Linked DNA regions of Homo sapiens: region 2 is linked to region 1. A link is a loop called in an ENCODE intact Hi-C map of the cell type or tissue named here. Cell type or tissue: OCI-LY7. All regions are shown on one strand. Links, peaks and the distances in the headings refer to the core of each region. The heading gives the core; the rest is flanking DNA.

The links. A loop is a pair of places that touch in the nucleus more often than their neighbours do. Peaks named below come from ENCODE experiments on the same cell type or tissue, not always from the same donor. Only the 100,000 strongest peaks of a DNase experiment are listed, where the experiment ranks them.
Region 2: it touches region 1 in a loop (2.2-fold over the local background); 19 of 110 quality-filtered maps call a loop at or near these places.

The regions. Positions count from the first base shown.
Region 1 is chr13:36,853,556-36,862,812 of GRCh38, forward strand. It overlaps SMAD9 (SMAD family member 9), which reads right to left. Exons shown (of 7, transcript NM_001127217.3): 6 at 1-120. Among named protein-coding and RNA genes, the nearest start is that of RFXAP, 39 kb to the left of the region's middle. In OCI-LY7, for the core only: CTCF peaks have their summits at 4,839 (motif pointing right) and 5,038; a DNase peak (open chromatin) is centred at 4,836.
Region 2 is chr13:36,921,951-36,931,207 of GRCh38, forward strand. It overlaps the pseudogene LAMTOR3P1 and the pseudogene RPL29P28. Among named protein-coding and RNA genes, the nearest start is that of SMAD9, 6.3 kb to the left of the region's middle. RefSeq lists an enhancer at 4,202-4,703. In OCI-LY7, for the core only: a CTCF peak has its summit at 2,287 (motif pointing right); DNase peaks (open chromatin) are centred at 2,241 and 3,851; H3K4me3 peaks cover 1,610 bases; H3K27ac peaks cover 1,909 bases.

The DNA.
Region 1 (9,257 bases), core at 2,318-7,317:
TGCAGACGGTAGCTGGGTGGAAGCCGTGTTGATAGTTGCAGTTCCGGCTCTGCACAAAGATGCTGCTGTCACTCACGCACTCGGCATACACCTCTCCCCCGACGTAGTACAAGTGCACACCTGCAGACACAAAAACACAGCCTTCCTTCACATGCCCTTTCATAGCGTGCCTCTCCCACTGATTCCTGAAACCCTAGGAGATGTGACTCTCCCATCAGGTTGTCAGATCACTGATCAGATGAATGAGATGTGTGACCTAAATGCCGCTTAGTTTAATGATAATCTGTGCTTTTTCCACAAATCCATTTAAAAGTGGATCGCAGCTGGGTGCGGTGGCTCACGCCTGTAATCCCAGCACTTTGGAAGCCCGACGTGGGCAGATCATTTGAGGTCGGGAGTTCAAGACTAGCCTGGCCAACACAGTGAAACCCCTTCTCTACTAAAAATACAAAAATTAACCAGGCATGGTGGTGGGCACCTGTAATCCCAGCTACTCGGGAGGCTCAGGCAGGAGAATTGCTTGAACCTGGGAGGCAGAGGTTGCAGTGAGCCAAGGTAGCGCCACTGAACTCCAGCCTGGGTGACAGAGCAAGATGTCATCTCAAAAAAATAAATAAATAAAAATAAAAAAATAAAAGTGGATTGCAACCCATGTTAACAATCACTCCCAAGAACCAGTCAGTAAGGTCTCATATACTATTCCTCCCATCATTCCTGTTTATTTGTTCCAAAAATAAGGTTTTATAATATTAGAAATGAAGTGAATATATCACACAAAAAAATCAAGTAATCCTTCATTGTACATACACAAATTTTATTTTTTTTTTTTTGAGACGGAGTCTCGCTCTGTCGCCTAGGCTGGAGTGCAGTGGCACGATTTCAGCTCACTGCAACCTCTGCCTCCCGGGCTCAGGTGATTCTCCTGTCTCAGCCTCCTGAGTAGCTAGGATTACAGGTGCCCGCCAACACAGCTGGCTAATTTTTGTTTTTTAGTAGAGACGGGGTTTCACCATGTTGGCCAGGCCAGGCTAGTCTCAAACTCCCAACCTCAAGTAATCCACCCGCCTCGGCCTCCCAAAGTGCTGGGATTACAGGCATGAGCCACTGCACCCAGCCCACAAATTTTAAAATTTAAAACTGGACACAGTTAATATCATGAAAATGTAACTTAAGTGCACATATTAAACCTACCTCAGAGGAAACAATAAAAGACACTTAAAAAATTTACCAATACTTATAAATCTGTTTCTCTTAACAAATACCTCAGAGATCTATTTCAATTAAATTTGTCATCCACTAATATAAATCATATAAATAATGTCTATTTTGATTTGTGAAGTGAAATTTCTACATTTTCAGATACAGTAATATAAAAACTCATAAGCAAAATATAGCCTACATCACTTTATCTAATATTCTTGGAATTAAAGTTCAAAAGAGCATCTTGAGGCTGGGTGCTCACACCTGCAATCCCAGCACTTTAGGAGGTCAAGGTAGGTGAATCACTTGAGATCAGGAGCTCAAGTCTGGCCTGGCCAACATGGTGAAACCCTGTCTCTACTAAAAAATACAAAAATTAAGTGGACATGGGGACACACGCTTGTAATCCCAGCTACTTGGGAGGCGGAGGCTGCAGTGAGCGAAGATCACGCCACTACTGCACTCCAGACTGGGCGACTGAGTGAGAGTCCATCTCAAAAAAAAAAAAAAAAAAAAAAAAGAAAAGCATCCTGAGAATGTTGCTGCTCATGCTAATTTCCATTCCAAATTAAATTTTAGTTGATCCTTTCCCTCTAAATGTCTGGGTTTGAGATTTAATATAAATGTATAGCGAGGGACTGATGTTAGAAAAAAATGAAGAAATTCTAGTCTAGTGAATATTAAATATCAGAACAATTTTACTCCCACTTTTGATGGGGAAAAAAAAGTCTCCAGCACTAGAAGTCAATGTGATTATACATATGATCACTATGCAGTTATAAGGTGTTTGTAGAAACAATCCAGAATATACTTATATATTTGGGGTCTAATTGTGAAACTTTTAAAGAACAGAACTCACAGCTTCCAGGGCTGCTCAGGGCCTCGTGTGCATGACTCTGAATCTAGGAAACGTTACTGACATAGCTGCTGGGAGTTTCTTTGTCAGGTCCTAAGTAGCACTTGAGGCAGTTCTGCATTATATGTGATTACATCCCACCATATTTATTGTTTCCTTTTCCCTTAATAAAATTTTAGAAAAGAACAATTTTGAGTAGTATGTATCCCAACCACATCACTCTGAAGAAACTGAGCCAGGGTCGCACAGCTAAAGCACAGCCCTGGATATCCAGTCCACGACTGTCCTGTCACTGCCTCTCCTCTTCCTCAGTCAGAGACTGGCTCCCCTTCTCCGCTTCCCTCAGCCTTCCTCTCCCTCCTCTATCTCATCGCTGTTACCCACTCTCCTGAATGGCCTTGGGCCCTAACCCCAGGGCCTAGGTGGTGGTGCCAGGGGGCAGAAGGATGGTCCTAACTGGCTGGGAGAGTTACTTGGCTGGACCCTCACGATCATAAAGAGAACCCCAGGCCAGGGCAAAATGCAAACACCGCCTCTTACAACAACCCCTGTGGGCTCCAAAGGGGAAAGACCTGCCTTGTGAGGGTGGGCGGAGGTTTTTTCAAGAGGGAAAGCAGGTGAAGGGGCCAGAGTGGAGCTGCTAAGGATTTAGTCGGTATGTGAATTGAATGACCTTCAAATATGTAATCCTCTCAAAACCTATTACATAAGATAAATACGATTTTTTTGTTATCTGAGTCTGTTATCTATCTTCAGGGGTTGGTTTTCAATCCTGTTCAGGTCATCTGCAACCACAGTCCACTTTGGCAAAGCTACCAATGCAGAGAAGAGCCTGGGCAGGTAGGCAGTCGTCCAGCATCCAGAGAGAGAAGAGCAGAGCCAATGGGACCAGCATGCGGAGCCCGCCCAGAAACACCAGAAAAGGGTGGAACCCAGCCTCAGGGTGAGGGAGGCCAGATTCTGGCTAGAGACACCAGCATCTGAGGAGGAGTCAAGTAGGCCAACAATGTTATTTGCATCCATTTGGTAGGCCAGAATAGTAGCTTTAAACGCCAGTGTCAGATTCAAGATCACCACAGAGTAGAGCAGTGGTTCTTAAACCTTAGCTTGCACTAAGACCACTTGCAGGGCTTATTAAAACAGATCACTACTTCAGCAGGTCCAGGGTGAGGCCGGGTGACCTGCACTTTTTTTTTTTTTTTTTTTTGAGATGGAGTTACCCTCTTGTCACCCAGGCTGGAGATGGGGTGGCGCGATCTCGGCTCACTGCAACCTCTGCCTCCCGGGTTCAAGCGATTCTCCTGCATCAGCCTCCCGAGTAGCTGGGATTACAGGCGCCTGCCACCACACCTGGCTAATTTTTTGTCTTTTTAGTAGAGATGGTGTTTTGCCATGTTGGGCAGGCTGGTCTCGAACTCCTGACCTCAGGTGATCCACCTGCCTCGGCCTCCCAAAGTGCTGAGATTACAGGCATGAGCCACCATGCCTAGCCAGTGATATTCCTTTAAAACGGTACAGGAAAAGCATGAACATGTGCAGATTTTACTGCAGCCTACATTCTGACAGTTCTGTATGAAATGCTTAAAAGAGACATCACACCTGTTAGTTGCAATCAAATATGCCATTAATATGTTCATTATTGTAATTTAGTAGCATTAGAAGTGGAAGGAAAAGCTAGTGTTACAATCCTGCAGCCTGTTCTAACTCCTAGCAATAAGGAATAAATGCCCCAAAGGAAGTACTGCCTGAGATCATAAAGAGAACACTGGCAATGCAGCCCTCAAGCAAGTTCCACCCACATCTTGGGCTCTGTATCTGCTTGGGCTGTGTCTTTCTTTATCTGAACTTTCCATTTGTGTGTGACTGCCACCCACTTTTTATGAGATCATGGAGTGTGGAGTCCTGTGTTGTGGTTAATGAGGACTAGAAGAACCTTGGGTTTAATTTGGGTTTGCTGGGTGGAACTACAATAGTGTGTCCCCTTTCAATCCTCTTCTTTTGCCTTGAATGACAGGAAATGACTGGGAAGAGGGCAGGTTGGGCAGGCTGGTGAGAGTGTGCCAATCTCTGGAACCTACTAACAGAGGAAGAAGTCAGTGTCCCAAAGTAGAAGGAAGGTGCAGGGATACCCTCCTTACTGGGAGGGAGGCAAAAAGATCACCATAAAAGGCAGAGTGTCCTGCACAGAAGATGCAGAAGCCTCTCCACTCCTCTTAGGACAAAACCTAAACGTCCCAACACAAGCACAACGCCTCCTCTCGAGTTTGTAATTAATCTTCCCCTTGCCTTTGTTGCCTTTTCTTCTGCACAGCTATTTTAGAAGCTTTAAGAAAATATATATATTTCTGAGTGTAATAATGGTATTATTTCTTATATAGTTAGATATAAACTCCAATAGATGGGAAAAAGGATATGAAGCATGAGATTTGCTCTAAAATATTCTAGCAAAAATACTGTAGAGCGATAGATGAAAAAGAACGGCACAGAATGTGAATCTTTATTGAAGCCGGAGATACTAAGATGAAGACTCATTATATTCCCCTCTCTGTTTTCCTATTTGAAATTTCCCACAATAAAAAAGTTTTAATGGGTGGTAAAAAAAAATACTAATAATATAAAAATACATTTTTCCAGATCCACACCAGGGCCTAGGTCAGAGGATGGAGGCAGGTCTTCCAGAGGACTGTGCCTACCGTTGTGCACTGCACAACCACTGCAAACCAGGGTTTGCCTCCTAGTCTTCAGAGCTTTGTGTAATTATTACAATCCTTTCCCAGCAGATGGCAGTAATTTCTCTTGAGGAAGAGGCACCTTTTCCTAACTCACACAAAGTCACCTCTGGGCTGATAGCAAGGCTGGTCCTCCAAGACTGCCCCTGATGACCAAGTTTCTCAGGACAACATGATAAACAAGCTTGTTTGGGTCCAACTGTACTACACGGCATGTCCCATACTGTCACTCAAACACGCAGCCACTCTGCCTGGGCTGCACTGTGAGGTGTCTCCCTTACCACTGCTGCTGCCTTCCAGAGCACCCTTACACACCATGCCCACCCCATCCTCACAGGATCAAGAAAGCCCACTATAGAAAATTTAGAAAATACAGACAGAAAAGAAAAATCAGCCACAAATCCACAGCCCAGAAATAATCAAAGCTAACATCTATTAGTTATTAGCTATTAACATTTTTCAGTCTTTTTTATGTGTTTTTGAGACAGTCTCCTGCCTAGTTGGGGCTACAGATGCACGCCGCCATACTCAGCTAACTTTTTGGTATTTTTTGTAGTGACAGGGTCTCACCATGTTGCCCACCTGGTCATGAACTCCTACGCTCAAGCAATCCACCCACCTCGACCTCCCAAAGTGCTGGGATTACAGGTGTGAGCCACCATGCTCAGCCATGTGCATTTTTAAGAAGAAAATTGGGATCATACTCTACAGGATGTTTTAAAACTTGTTTTCAGTTAATAATATCTTGTGAACATTTTCTCAGGATATTAAGTATTCTGCAACATCAAGTTTAATGACTGTAACAGTGTGACATTGCATCCTATGTTAAAATATTTTTTAGGATTTGCTTTTTTTAAGATGAGAAGCCTTACATGTGTTCAGAGGCAGAACAAAAGGACTATTTTGAGACAGGGAAGTGAAATCCATTGGGAAAGGAAGCAACCCAAATACCACCTGGACATGCAGACCCTCTGCCCAAGGAGTTTGAAACAGAGTGACTCCGTCTTGAGTAGAAGCTGGGTAAAATAAGGCTAAGACCTACTGGGCTGCATTCCCAGACGGGTAGGCATTCTAAGTCATAGGATGAGATAGGTTGGCACAAGATACAGGTCATAAACACCTTGCTGATGAAACAGGCTGCAATAAAGAAGCTGGCCAAAACCAAGATGGCGATGAGAGTAACCTCTGGTCATTCTCACTACTACACTCCCACCAGTGCCATGACAATTTACAAATGCCATGGCGAACATGGTAACATCAGGAAGTTACCCTATATGGTCTAAAAAGGGGAGGCATGAATAATCTACCCACTGTTTAGCATATAATCAGGAAATAACCAGCCAGGCACGGTGGCTCACGCCTGAAATCCCAGCACTTTGGGAAGCCGAGGCGGGTGGATTGCCGGAGGTCGGGAGTTTGAGACCAGCCTGAGCAATGTGGAGAAACCCCATCTCTACTAAAAATACAAAATTAGGAGGGCATGGTGGCACATGCCTGTAATCTCAGCTACTCAGGAGGCTGAGGCAGGAGAATCGCTTGAACCCGGGAGGCAGAGGTTGAGGCGAGCCGAGATTGTGCCATTGCACTCCAGCCTGGGCAACAAGAGCGAAACTCCATCTCAAAAAAAAAAAGAAAAAAGAAAAAAAAGAAATAACCATAAAAATAGGCAACCAGTAGCCCTGGTGGCTGCTTTGTCCATGGAGCAGCCATTCTTTATTCCTTTCCTTTCTTAATAAACTTGCCCTCACTTTACTCTATGGATTTGCCTTAAATTCTTTCTTGTGAGAGATCTAAGAACCTTCTTTTGGGGTCTGGGTCAGGACCGCTTTCCGGTAACATCTCTGCAAGGAGCTGACTGGTGAAATCCTTATGTCAAGATAATTCCTTTCATAAAACAAGAAGAATTACTAGAATTATACAGAACTTGAGATATACAAGAAAATAAAGATTCATAAAATGGTTTAAAAAAAGCCCAATTCCAAAAACAATGCAATGATTTGGAATATGTGATAATTATTTTCAGGATACGCTTGATCTATCTCAGAAAGTTCAATAACCAGGGTTAATGGTTATCACTTATTTTCTCCCACAAAGGGAGAAATTTTTTTACCTTTTTTTTTTTTTTTTGAGATGGAGTCTCGCTCTGTCGCCCAGGCTGGAGTGCAGTGGCACCAACTCGGCTCACTGCAAGCTCTGCCTCCTGGGTTCACGCCACTCTTCTGCCTCAGCCTCCCGAGTAGCTGGGACTACAGGTGCCTGCCACCACGCCCGGCTAATTTTTTTTTGTATTTTTTAGTAGAGACGGGGTTTCAGTGTGTTAGCCAGGAGGGTCTCGATCTCCTGACCTCATGATCCACCCGCCTCGTCCTCCCAAAGTGCTGGGATTACAGGCATGAGCCACCACGCCCGGCCACCAGCGTGTCTCTTAGATATTAGGTAATCAGTGGGGGTAGCTATCATCATCATCATATTATTATTATTTGATATGTCATTGTAGAGAGTTCAAGTGGTCTGCCTAGTTTCTAAGGAAGAATATGGATAGATCCCACACTGGAATGAGATGTTCCAGGCTGCCCAAGGTATTGCCTTTGACATTTAAGTGGTAGCTTTTGGTGTGCTAGTGCTAACTGTTAGTAGCTATTTAAAGCATCTTGCTAGTGAGGTCAAAGTCATAAGTTCAGTCCCTTTGTACCAGTTAACTGCTGCATGGCTACAAATAAATGCTTTCTACCAGCCCCTCTACCTCAGGGACATACCCACTAGATGGTAAGTGGGGTAAATGAGGACCCATCATCACCACTAGAGAAAACAAAACTCAAAATGCACGCAGTGCTGACAGGGTGGCAACATGACCTTCCTTTAGCAGGGCCAGCCATTTAGCTAATTTAAGTCACAAGGAATAAAAGCCAGAAATGGTGTGAAGGCTAATTGATATCTACTGGGTAGGGGAATGGCTCATCATTAACTATAATAAAAAGAATTTTTTTTTTTTGAGATGGAGCCTTGCACTATTGCCCAGGCTGGAGTGCAATGGCACAGTCTTGGCTCACTGCAACCTCCACCTCCTGGGTTCAAGTGATTCTCCTGCCTCAGCCTCCTGCGTAGCTGGTATTACAGGCACCCGCCACCACACCCGGCTAATTTTTTGTATTTTTAGTAGAGACAGAGTTTCACTATGTTGGCCAGGCTGGTCTCGAACTCCCGACCTCAGGTGACCTGCCTGCCTTGGCCTCCCAAATTGCTGGGATTACAGGCATGAGCCACTGCGTCTGGTCACTAAAAAGAATTTTTAAAAATGATATATTCAGGCCAGGTGGGGTGGCTTACACCTGTAATCCCAGCACTTTGGGAGGCCAAGGCAGGGGATCACCCGAGGTCAGGAGTTCGAGACCAGCCTGGCCAACATGAAGAAACCCTTTCTCTACTAAAAATACAAAAATTAGCTGGGTGTGGTGGTGTGCGCCTGTAATCTCAGCTACTCAGGAGGCTGAGACAGGAGAATCGCTTGAACCCTGGAGGCAGAGGTTGCAGTAAGCTGAGATCGTTTCATTGTACTCCAGCCTGGGTGACAGAGCAAGACTCCCGTCTCAAAAAAAAAAAAAAATCTTCCATCCTTGCCCATCACCGTCTAATTAATCTCAATAGAACAGCCAGGCAATCTTTTCGAAAGTGTAAAGTCAGATCATATTGTAAACCAAAAATAAAACTGGAAGGCCCCGCAACAATTTGAATGGACCCCCTCTCCTCAGCCAGGGAGCTCTAAAATTTAACCTGACAGACTGGTTCAGGCTCCACGAACACTGACTTCCTTGCTCTCTGTGTCACAGCCATTTGAACCAGAGCAACTCCATCTTGAATAGGGGCTGAGTAAAATAAGGTGGAGACCTACTGGGCTGCATTCCCAGGATGCTAGGAATTCTTAGTCACAGGATGACATAGGAGGTTGGCACGAGATACAGGTCACAAAGACCCTGCTGGTAAAACAGAGTGCCATAAAGAAGCCAGCCAAAACCCACCCAAACCAAGATGGCATTAAAGTGACCTCTAGTCATCCTCACTGCTCATTATATGCTAATTATAATGCATCAGCATGCTAAAAGACACTCCCACTAGCACCATGACAGTTTACAGATTCCATGGCCGTGCCCAGGTTACCCTATATAGTCTAAAAAGGAAATGAACCCTCAGCTCCAGGAAATCTCCACCCCTTTCCCAGAAAACTCATGAAAAAGGAAAAAGTCCACCCTTTGTTTAGCATATAATCAAGAAATAACTACATTATCAGTCGAACAGCCCATGCTGCTGCTCTGCCTGTGGAGTAGCCATTCTTTTGTTTCTTTACCTCTCTAATAAACTTGCTTTCAGTTTACTCTATGGACTCACCCCAAATTCTTTCTTGTGTGAGTTCCAAGAATCTTCTCTTGGGGTCTGAATCGGGACACCTTTCTGGTAACATCTTCTCAAATGTCACT
Region 2 (9,257 bases), core at 202-5,201, 66 kb after region 1:
TTCCTATCATGTATTCCTCAAGGCTAGTATAGAAAGTTAATCCATTACGCTCAAGAACAATAAGATCTGGTGAGTTCCAAGAAGGAGAAAATGCTTGGCCTAAGACAGAAGGCGCAGTGTTGACACTCCATTTTACAGAAGCTGACTGTCCTGGTTAATGGAAAGCTAGACTTCGCTTTATCTTTCCCAGTGATTTCTTGATTGGCTGTGGTTTTACTGCTTAATAGAACTTCCACCAAAACATTCTGTTATGGGAATCATATGAAAGGAGAGACTCAGAGGTTGTGATTTGGTAGAACCGCCAGTGAAATTTTGGTTCAGGACCTCAAAACCACGGCAAAACTGAAATCTGTTTTCTGAAAGATGATAAGGTCTTGGCCTAACACGAACTCCCTCAGGCTATAAAACAGTGGTAGGAAGGGCAGCTTCCTTACCCCAAGAGAGAGCCAATTCTTTGCATTTGCCATATACCCAGCATAAAACCAGACTGTGGTCTTTGAAGCTGTTCCTGAAGTGACAGTGGAGAGAACCGGGCAGCCCAGAAACCCCAGGCAAGGAGATTGATCCTGCAAGAGAAGGGGGTTCATCATGGCGGATGACCTAAAGCGATTCATGTATCAAATGTTACAAAGTGTTGAAGGGCTCCATGCTATTGTTGTGTCAGAGTTGGAGTACCTGTTATTAAAGTGGCCATTGATAATGCTCCAGAGCATGCTTTGAGACCTGGTTTCTTACCTACTTTTGCCCTTGCAACAGACCACGGGAGCAAACTTGGACTTTCAAAAAATAAAAGTATCATCTGTTACTGTTACACCTACCTGGTGATTCAGTTAAATCATTTACCTTTGGTGGTGAGTTTCATAGCCAGCAGCAATGCCAATACAGAACTAATTGTCAGCCTAGAAAAGAAACTTACTCCATTATTTGAAGAATTGAGACAAGTTGTGGAAGTTTCTTAATCAGACAGTGGTTTCAATGTGTACCTTATCTTTATTATAACAACACAATATCGATCCAGCAATCTTTAGACCATAATACTTTTATCCATGTCCTCAAGAAAGGGCCTCTTTTTCCAACTTATACTGAAGAGCAAGCATATAGATAAAATTTATGGACGGATTGATTGTTATATTTTCTGGTGTAGGGTCTTTTCTTATTTAGTGAGATCTGGGGATACCACAAAAATAGTTCAGTCTGTCACAGCACCCATGGAGTTAGTCCAGCCACCAAATATGGATGAGATTCTATTCCGTGGATCAGAATCAAACTGGTACATTGATCCATTTGAGCCATTAAGTGCTCTCTATTGTACAATCTGCCCAGGCCTGCAGAATGAAGCAGATTTTTTATTGCGAATAATAATGAGATATTTTTCTTCAGATTATGTTTTATTTCTTCTCATTGAGTGTGAGGAACATAAAATGGCTTAGTAAAAGCAATAAAATCAGTACAGTCACTAGCTTTCCTTTGTACTTATTACTTTATGATATAGATGAATATTACTGATTGGTTTGATTCTTCTCAGAGGGTGCTGCTCTTTAATGAAAATAAAAATTATAGCTAATGGTTTTTCCTCAAACTCTGCTTTCTATAACTAATCAGTGTTTTAATGTTTGTGTGTTCTTTATAAAATTTAAATGTAATTGGTTACTGAATTCTGTTTCCAATATTAGTATTATGTAAACATGATAGTATAACCATTTTTTCATGTGAGTATACATAAAATAGTATTAAAAAATAAAAAAATAACAGATTGTAACAAAGTCTGTAGTCATCCATGGATGCAAAGATTCTGCTTTGTACGTCTCTTGTACCTTAAGTTTGAGCTAGCATGATAATGGTTCCACTCAGAGTAATAACTAGGAATCATAGCCTCCACACTCCTCCCACCTCAAGTCTCCTTTCTAAATTTTATCTGTAACTCTGTCCTGATGCTGCAGTTTTTCTGCCTCCCATTCGGACTTTCCTTGAAAGTCATCTTTCATTCCATAATCACTATTGAATGCTTTCCTAAGTACCAGGCACCCGAATTAACTATATGAACACAGAGCACTGGCCCTTAGTAAAGGCAGCCTAAGAGAGAGATACATCTACCAACGATTATCACACAACTTTGTGTGTCACCGTAGGGGAGTGGGCACAGGGAGGTGTCAGGGAGGTCTTCACAGGGTCGAAATTTTAGCTCCAACTTGAGAGCATGAACACTTACTGTCCTGCACCCCCCTGGGCCTCCACCCTGCCTGAGTGGGTGCAGCCCTGCAGGTGTCAGCCTCACAGCAGAGTGCAGGCTGCACTTCAGCCCACTTGCCACCCTGGCCTGACACTCTAATGCAGGCCCAACTTGTTCAATCATGAAGGCAGAATGCCTACTATGTGCAGAATTCCCTGAGGCTTTGAGTAGAAAAGCCTCAGTTTTCCTAAGAGAATTGTCAAACTAGTTGGATAGATAAGAAAAACAATGTTAACACAGCAGTTCATCACCAAATACATTCTAAAGGATTGAGACAAGAGAGCAATGGACCATCTTGACTCAGCAGTGAGGATCAGATGCTGCCTCCATTGTGAGAGTCCCCCAACCGGGAACTGGACTGGCGCTTCCCACACCTCCTCTCATTTCCCTCTCATGACCTCTCACGGGAGAATTATCATCTGCATTTTACGTTGAGGAACCTGAGGGACACACAGACTATCCCCTCCAGGCTGCCTTTCTCCAACGCCCAGGTTTTTACACCTCATTGTTGTCCTGGAACTTGAAGTGGAGTTGAAAAGTGATGAACATGGGCAGTGACATCCCAGGAAGAATAATCTACACAGGCTAGAAGGTGGAAGGGGCTGAGGGAGAAAAGTTTGTAGAGAGAAGAGGTAAGGAGACCAATTAGGAAGCCATTGCAACATTCTAGGCATGAGGTGATGGGCGTCTGTGGGATTCTAGAAAAGTGAGGAGGAGATGTATTTATGGACACTTTGAAGAGATAATCAATAAACTTTGGCAAAAAAAAAAAACTGGAGGAATCAAGGACCGAAGACGGGAGGAAATGCTACCTTTAGAAGAAATTGGTTAATAAGTACTATGAAGCAGGAAACTATGCTTTGGGGAAAAAAGATAAAAGAAAATCACCCTCCTCTTCCCACAATTGTTCCTAAAATGTATTTACCTTTTTCCACCTCAGAGCAGCATCACTACATGAAATTATATAAACTATGTATATGTTTGTTTTGACTGGCTCCTCTGTTAGAAGGCTGGTCTTGCTCACTACTTGTATCCCCACAGCCTGGAACAATGCCTGGCACATAGTAGGTGCTCAATAAATATTGGTCGAATGAATGAAATGTTTAGTATGTGGTGAAAAATATTCGGAAAGTAATTAGAAGACAGATGTGGCTTTGCCATTCTAAAGGGAGCGATTGCTATGCAGCTCCAGCCAGCTGTGGCCGTGTGAGAATAAGAATATCCTTTCAAGAGATAACAGACATCCAGAATTTTATGGAAAATCTTACAACTTAAAATAGTTTTTTTCTGTTGCCCAGGCTGGAGTGCAGTGGTGTGATCTAGATTCACTGCAACCTCCGTCTCGTGGGTCCAAGCAATTCTCCTGCCTCAGCCTCCCGAGTAGCTGGGACTACAGGTGCATGCCCCCATGCCCAGCTAATTTTTGTATTTTTAGTGGAGATGGGGTTTCACTGTGTTGATCAGGCTGGTCTCGAACTCCTTATCTCCAGGTGATCCGCCCGTCTCGGCCTCCCGAAGTGCTGGGATTACAGGCAGGAGCCACTGTGCCCAACCACAACTTAAAATATTTTGCAACCCACCTGGGTTTTATGGTGAACCAAGTTTGGCTAACAATTTGCAGCCTCTGGGTTTCACTTCTCTTAAGTCCATTTGGCATCTCTCTTTTTGTTCTATGAGAGAGAAACAATAACCAAGGTCATGAAATCAATCAAATTAGAGCTTTTCGTCCTGGGAGAGAACAAACCCTTTCTCAAACCGACACAATATTTGGCCTTTCTTCCACTGTCAGACTTCACAAGGAGGGCTGATATTTGTTTCTTCTTCCTTGCCACCCCACCCTTCCTAATTTCACCAAATCTGGCTTTTGTCTTCCGCTGTGCACTGTTTGATTTCAGTGCTGTTCTAATATTCTTAGAGGTCACCGGTGACCTTTTAATCATTAATTCAGTGTTTTGTTGACTATCATTCTTTTTAAAAAAATTTTGAAACGCACCTTTATTATTTCAGTTAAATTCATGTTACTATTGGAGTTAATCAGATTTATTCATTTATTTAAAAATGTGCTTAGTAATATGTTATTTGGAACCATTTTAGGGACTAGATGAGACTGACTTTTTTTTAATGTCTGATTTTTTTTTTCCTGCCTCAGATTTATTTGTACAAATAGCACAGGAGAACACCAACCCCATGTACACGGCAGCCCGGGGGTGTCGCGCTAGTCCTCTGTCCTCACGTTGGCAGACAAAGACAAAGATCTCTACTCTGAAGCCTTTGTGGGAGGCTGGGCACCTAGGAAGCCTGAGCTGGAACTGGAGCTGGAGCTGCAGTCTGGGTCTTGATTTATTCCTTGGCCTTGGCCTTGGCCTTTGGCCAGCACAGCCTGAGCCCCTGGGCAATGAGGGCACTAGCATACTTCCCAAGCTTGGGGTAGGGCAATATAGGCAAGTCGATCAAGCTTGCAGCTGACTCCCTTTGGGATCTTGGGCTTAACCTCCTTGGGCTTTACGAGGGCCTCGATAGCCTTGGCACGTGCACTCATGGCCTTGGCACTGTTGGCCTGCATCTTCTTTGGGCCCTTCTTGTTGTGCTTCTTGGCAAAGCACATGTTCCTCAGGAACTCAGGGCCCATCCCCCTTAAGAGATTCATATCGGCTGGGCGCAGTGGCTCAGGCCTGTAATCCCAACACTTTGGGAGACCGAGGCAGGTGGATCATGAGGTCAGGAGATCGAGACCATCCTGGCTAACACAGTGAGACCCCCATCTCCACTAAAAATACAAAAAATTAGCCAGGCGTGGTGGCGGGCACCTGTACTTCCAGCTACTCGGGAGGCTGAGGCAGGAGAATTGCCTGAACCCGGGAGGCGGAGGTTGCAGTGAGGCAAGATCCAGCCACTGCACTCCAGCCTGGGCAATAGAGCAAGCCTCCGTCTCAAAAAAATAAAAGAGAGAGATTCATATCTTTGTGATCAGAGTTTCTTGATGCCATTTCTGTGCAGTTTTTGGGACTGGTTGTGTGTGTGGTTCTTGGACTTAGACATGTCTGCATCGTAAGCCGTGGCTTCCTGGAAGTGGAAGCTAATGTCTTTAATTTTTTTAAATGTATAGTTCAGTAGTCTTAACTATTGTCTTGCAGCAACAGATCTCTAGAACTTTTTTATCTTGCAAAATTGAAACTCAATGCCTATTAATCACTAATGCCCTCTCCCCCGGTTAGAAACTACCTTTCTACTTTCTGTCTCTGTGATTTTTGACTGATTTGGATACTTCATATGAGTAGAGTCGTACAGTATTTGTCTTTTTGTGACCGGCTTATTTCACTTAGCATAATGTCCTGGAGGTTTATCCATGCTGTAGCATGTGACAGGATTTCTTTATTTTTTTAAGGCTGTATAACATTCTGTTATTGCGTGTATATACCATATTTTCTTTATCCATTCATCAGTGAACATTTGAGTTGCTTCTGCCTTGTGGCTGGTGTGAAAAAATGAACATGGGTGTGCAAGTATCTCTTTGAGATTCTGCTTTGAATTCTTTGGATATATATCCAGAAGTGGATTGTTGGAGCAAACAGTAATTCTGTTTTTAATTTTTTGAGAAAACGCTGTATTGTTGTCCACAATGGCTGCCACATTTTACACGCCCACCAACAGTGCACAAGGGTTCCAATTTCTCTACATCCTTGCCAACTCTTGTTATTTTGTGTTCTTTTGACAGTGACCATCCTACAGGGTGCGAGAAGATGGCTCGTTGTGGCTTTGATTTGCATTTCTCTTATGAATAGTGCTGTTGAACATCTTTTCGCATGCCTGTTGGCATTTGTATACCTTCTTTAGAGAAATGTCTGTTCAAGTCCTTTGCCAATGTTTTATTCTGGTTGTAATTGTGGTTGTTGTTGATGTCCAGTTGTAGGAGTTTCTTATGTAATCTGAAGATGAACCCTTATCAGATATGTGATTTGCAAATATATTCTCCCGTTCTGTAGGTTGATTTTTTTATTCTGTTGAATGTTTCTTTTGATGCACAGACGTTTTTTAAGTTCGATGTTGTCCCATTTGTCTATTTTTGCTTTTATTGCTTGTGCTTTTGATGGCATATTTGCTTCTCGTTCTTGATACCTCTGCTGCCCTTAACAAACCCACAAAGATTTTAATAAATTAAATCAATAAATGAATGAATATGCCATAAATAAAAAAGAACAGAAAGCCTTCTACTTAATTAAGTGGCAGGACTTACTCAACCATCAGCTCCCAGTTGAAATTTCACCTGGGCTTCCTTGTAGAGTGCTCCTTCTTCCCCTCCTTGCCTCATTAGTGACTTCCCTTCCTCTGCATCCCAGTTTAAGTGTCACATCCTAGAGAAGCCTTCTTGGTCTTCTCTGACTTAGATCCTCTGTTTTGTCATCTCATGTGGCCTATATCTTTCTCATTCATAATCAACACTGTTGTTCCACATTGATATATAATTTAACTATTTGATTAATATCAGTCCCCTTTAATTAATTATAACATCAAAAAGAATGAAGAGTGTGTCTGATTTTGCTCTCATTTCTCACAGCTAAAACTGTGTCTGGCACATAGTAAATGCTCATTAAATACTTATGAAATGTAGGAAGATTTACTATGAGTAGAAGAAGAGAATAGGATAATGGATCCTGGGCTTGGGCTTGAGTTTTTGATATCCCAAGTGCAGAGCAATGAAGGAGAAAACAATGCCTGCCCCTGGACTCTTTTTTGGAAGACTAACAGTAGTGTGTGTGTGTATGTGTGTGTGTGTGTGTGTGTAGTGAGGGTGGACTGGGTGGTGATGCATGTTCATAGAGAAGTGGCAGGCATGTTAAAGGGGCTGAAGAGACAGAGTATGATCCACAAAACTTCCACTGTAAGGGTAAAACTAAGGCTTATTCTTATTTTTACGTGGGATTTAATTATTTGACGGTATATGTGGCACAGACTCTAATCCCATTATAAGGGCTTTTTTACATTTAAATTTTATTTATTTATTTCATTTTTATATATTTTTGTAGTTTGTGATGGGGGTGTTTGATTTTGTGACACCTGATCCCCATAGAACTAAATGGGCCCCATTCTTTTTGAATAGCAGCTATTTAAGTTAAAGATAAATTTAATTTTGATTTGGAAGCTGTGTAATACTTTCTGAAATAAAAGCAACAACCTAGGGAAGCTCAGAATAATAGTTGGGGTTTACCGCTAATAACGGGAAAACAAACCCTTAGTTTAAAGCCAAGTTTTGGCCTCAAATTGGCTAGAAAATGTCTCTCCTTTCCTTTAAAGGACAGGCTGAAGCCATGAGACCAGCAAGACCCCTGTCTGTGTGCTGCCTGTCTGAAATGTGCTAATTTTTTTCCTCATAACTGTGAAGTGATTAACACGTTGCCTTTTTGCCATTTTCATGGTATTATCATCTTTATAATGGCTAATAAATCTTATGCTCTTCGATCCACACATTGCTCTTTCATTTAACTTTAATTTATAGAACCCTAGGAGAAATTAAAGAGATATTCAAAATACTTTAAATGCTAATAAAAGAATATCTCTAAAAGCATTTTCTGTACACATAAAATGTTTCATGTGCACACAGAATCTTAAACATTTGACCTAATCACTTTTCTTCCTTGATGATGTATTTCTATGTTCACATATCATTTTTAAAATTTTTAATTTTAGTTCTGGGGTACAAGCGCAGGATGTACAGGTTCGTTACATAGGTAAATGTGTGCCATGGTGGTTTGCTGCACCTATCAACCCATCACCTAGGTATTAAGACCAGCATCCATTAGCTATTTGTCCTGATCCTCTCCCTCTCCCCACCCTCCCTTCCCAACAGGCTTCAATGTGTGTTGTTCCCCTCCCTGTGTCCATGTGTTCTCATTGTTTAGCTCCCACTCATAAGTGAGAACATGCAATATTTGGTTTTCTGTTCCTGTGTGTGTTTGCTGAGGATAATGGCTTCCAACTTCATCCATGTCACTGCAAAGGACATGATCTCATTCCTTTTTATGGCTGCATAGTATTCCATGGCATATATATACCACATTTTCTTTATCCAGTCTTGTTCATGGGCATTTGGGTTGATTCCATGTCTTTTCTATTGGTTCACATATCATTTAATGAGTCTTAGGTCTATTTTTTAGCCCTCTGTTGACAATAGTTAGGAGCCAGGTGCAGTGGCTCGTGCCTGCAATCCCAACACTTTAGGAGGCAGATCACTTGAGCACAGGAGTTCGAGACCAGCCTGAGCAACATGGTGAAACCCTGTCTCTACAAAAAAAATACAAAAATTATCTGGGCTTGGTGACATGTGCTTGTAGTCCTAGCTACTCGGGAGGCTGAGGTGGAAGGATCACTTGAGCCCCAGGAGATGGATGTTGCAGAGAGCCGAGATCCCACCACTGCACTCCAGGCTGGGTGACAGAGCAAGGCCCAGTCTCAAAAAAAAAAAAAAAAAAAAAAAAAATTTAGGGATAGAAAATTTCATTTACAGGAGGAATACGATCAGGAAAACTATTATACAACATGGTGACTGGTGACTATAGTTAATAACAATGCATTGTATACTTGAAAATTGCTAAGAGAGTAGATTTTAACTATATATATCACAAATAAATGATGAGTGTGTGAGGTGATGCATATGTTAATTAGCTTAATTTAGCCATTACACAATGCATGCATATTTCAAAACATCATGTTTTATACCATAAATATATACAATTTTTATCAATTAAAATGAATAAATTTTTAAATAGACATAGAAGGAAACAAACCCTGATACTTATTTGTTCATTCGTTGTTTTTTTTTTTTTTTTTTTTGAGACAGAGTCTTGCTCTGTCACCCAGGCTAGAGTGCAGTGGCACGATCTCAGCTCACTGCAAGCTCTGCCTCCCGGGTTCATGCCATTCTCCTGCCTCAGCCTCCCGAGTAGCTGAGACTACAGGCGCCCGCCACCACACCCAGCTAATTTTTTGTTTGTGTTTTTCGTAAAGACGGGGTTTCACCGTGTTAGCCAGG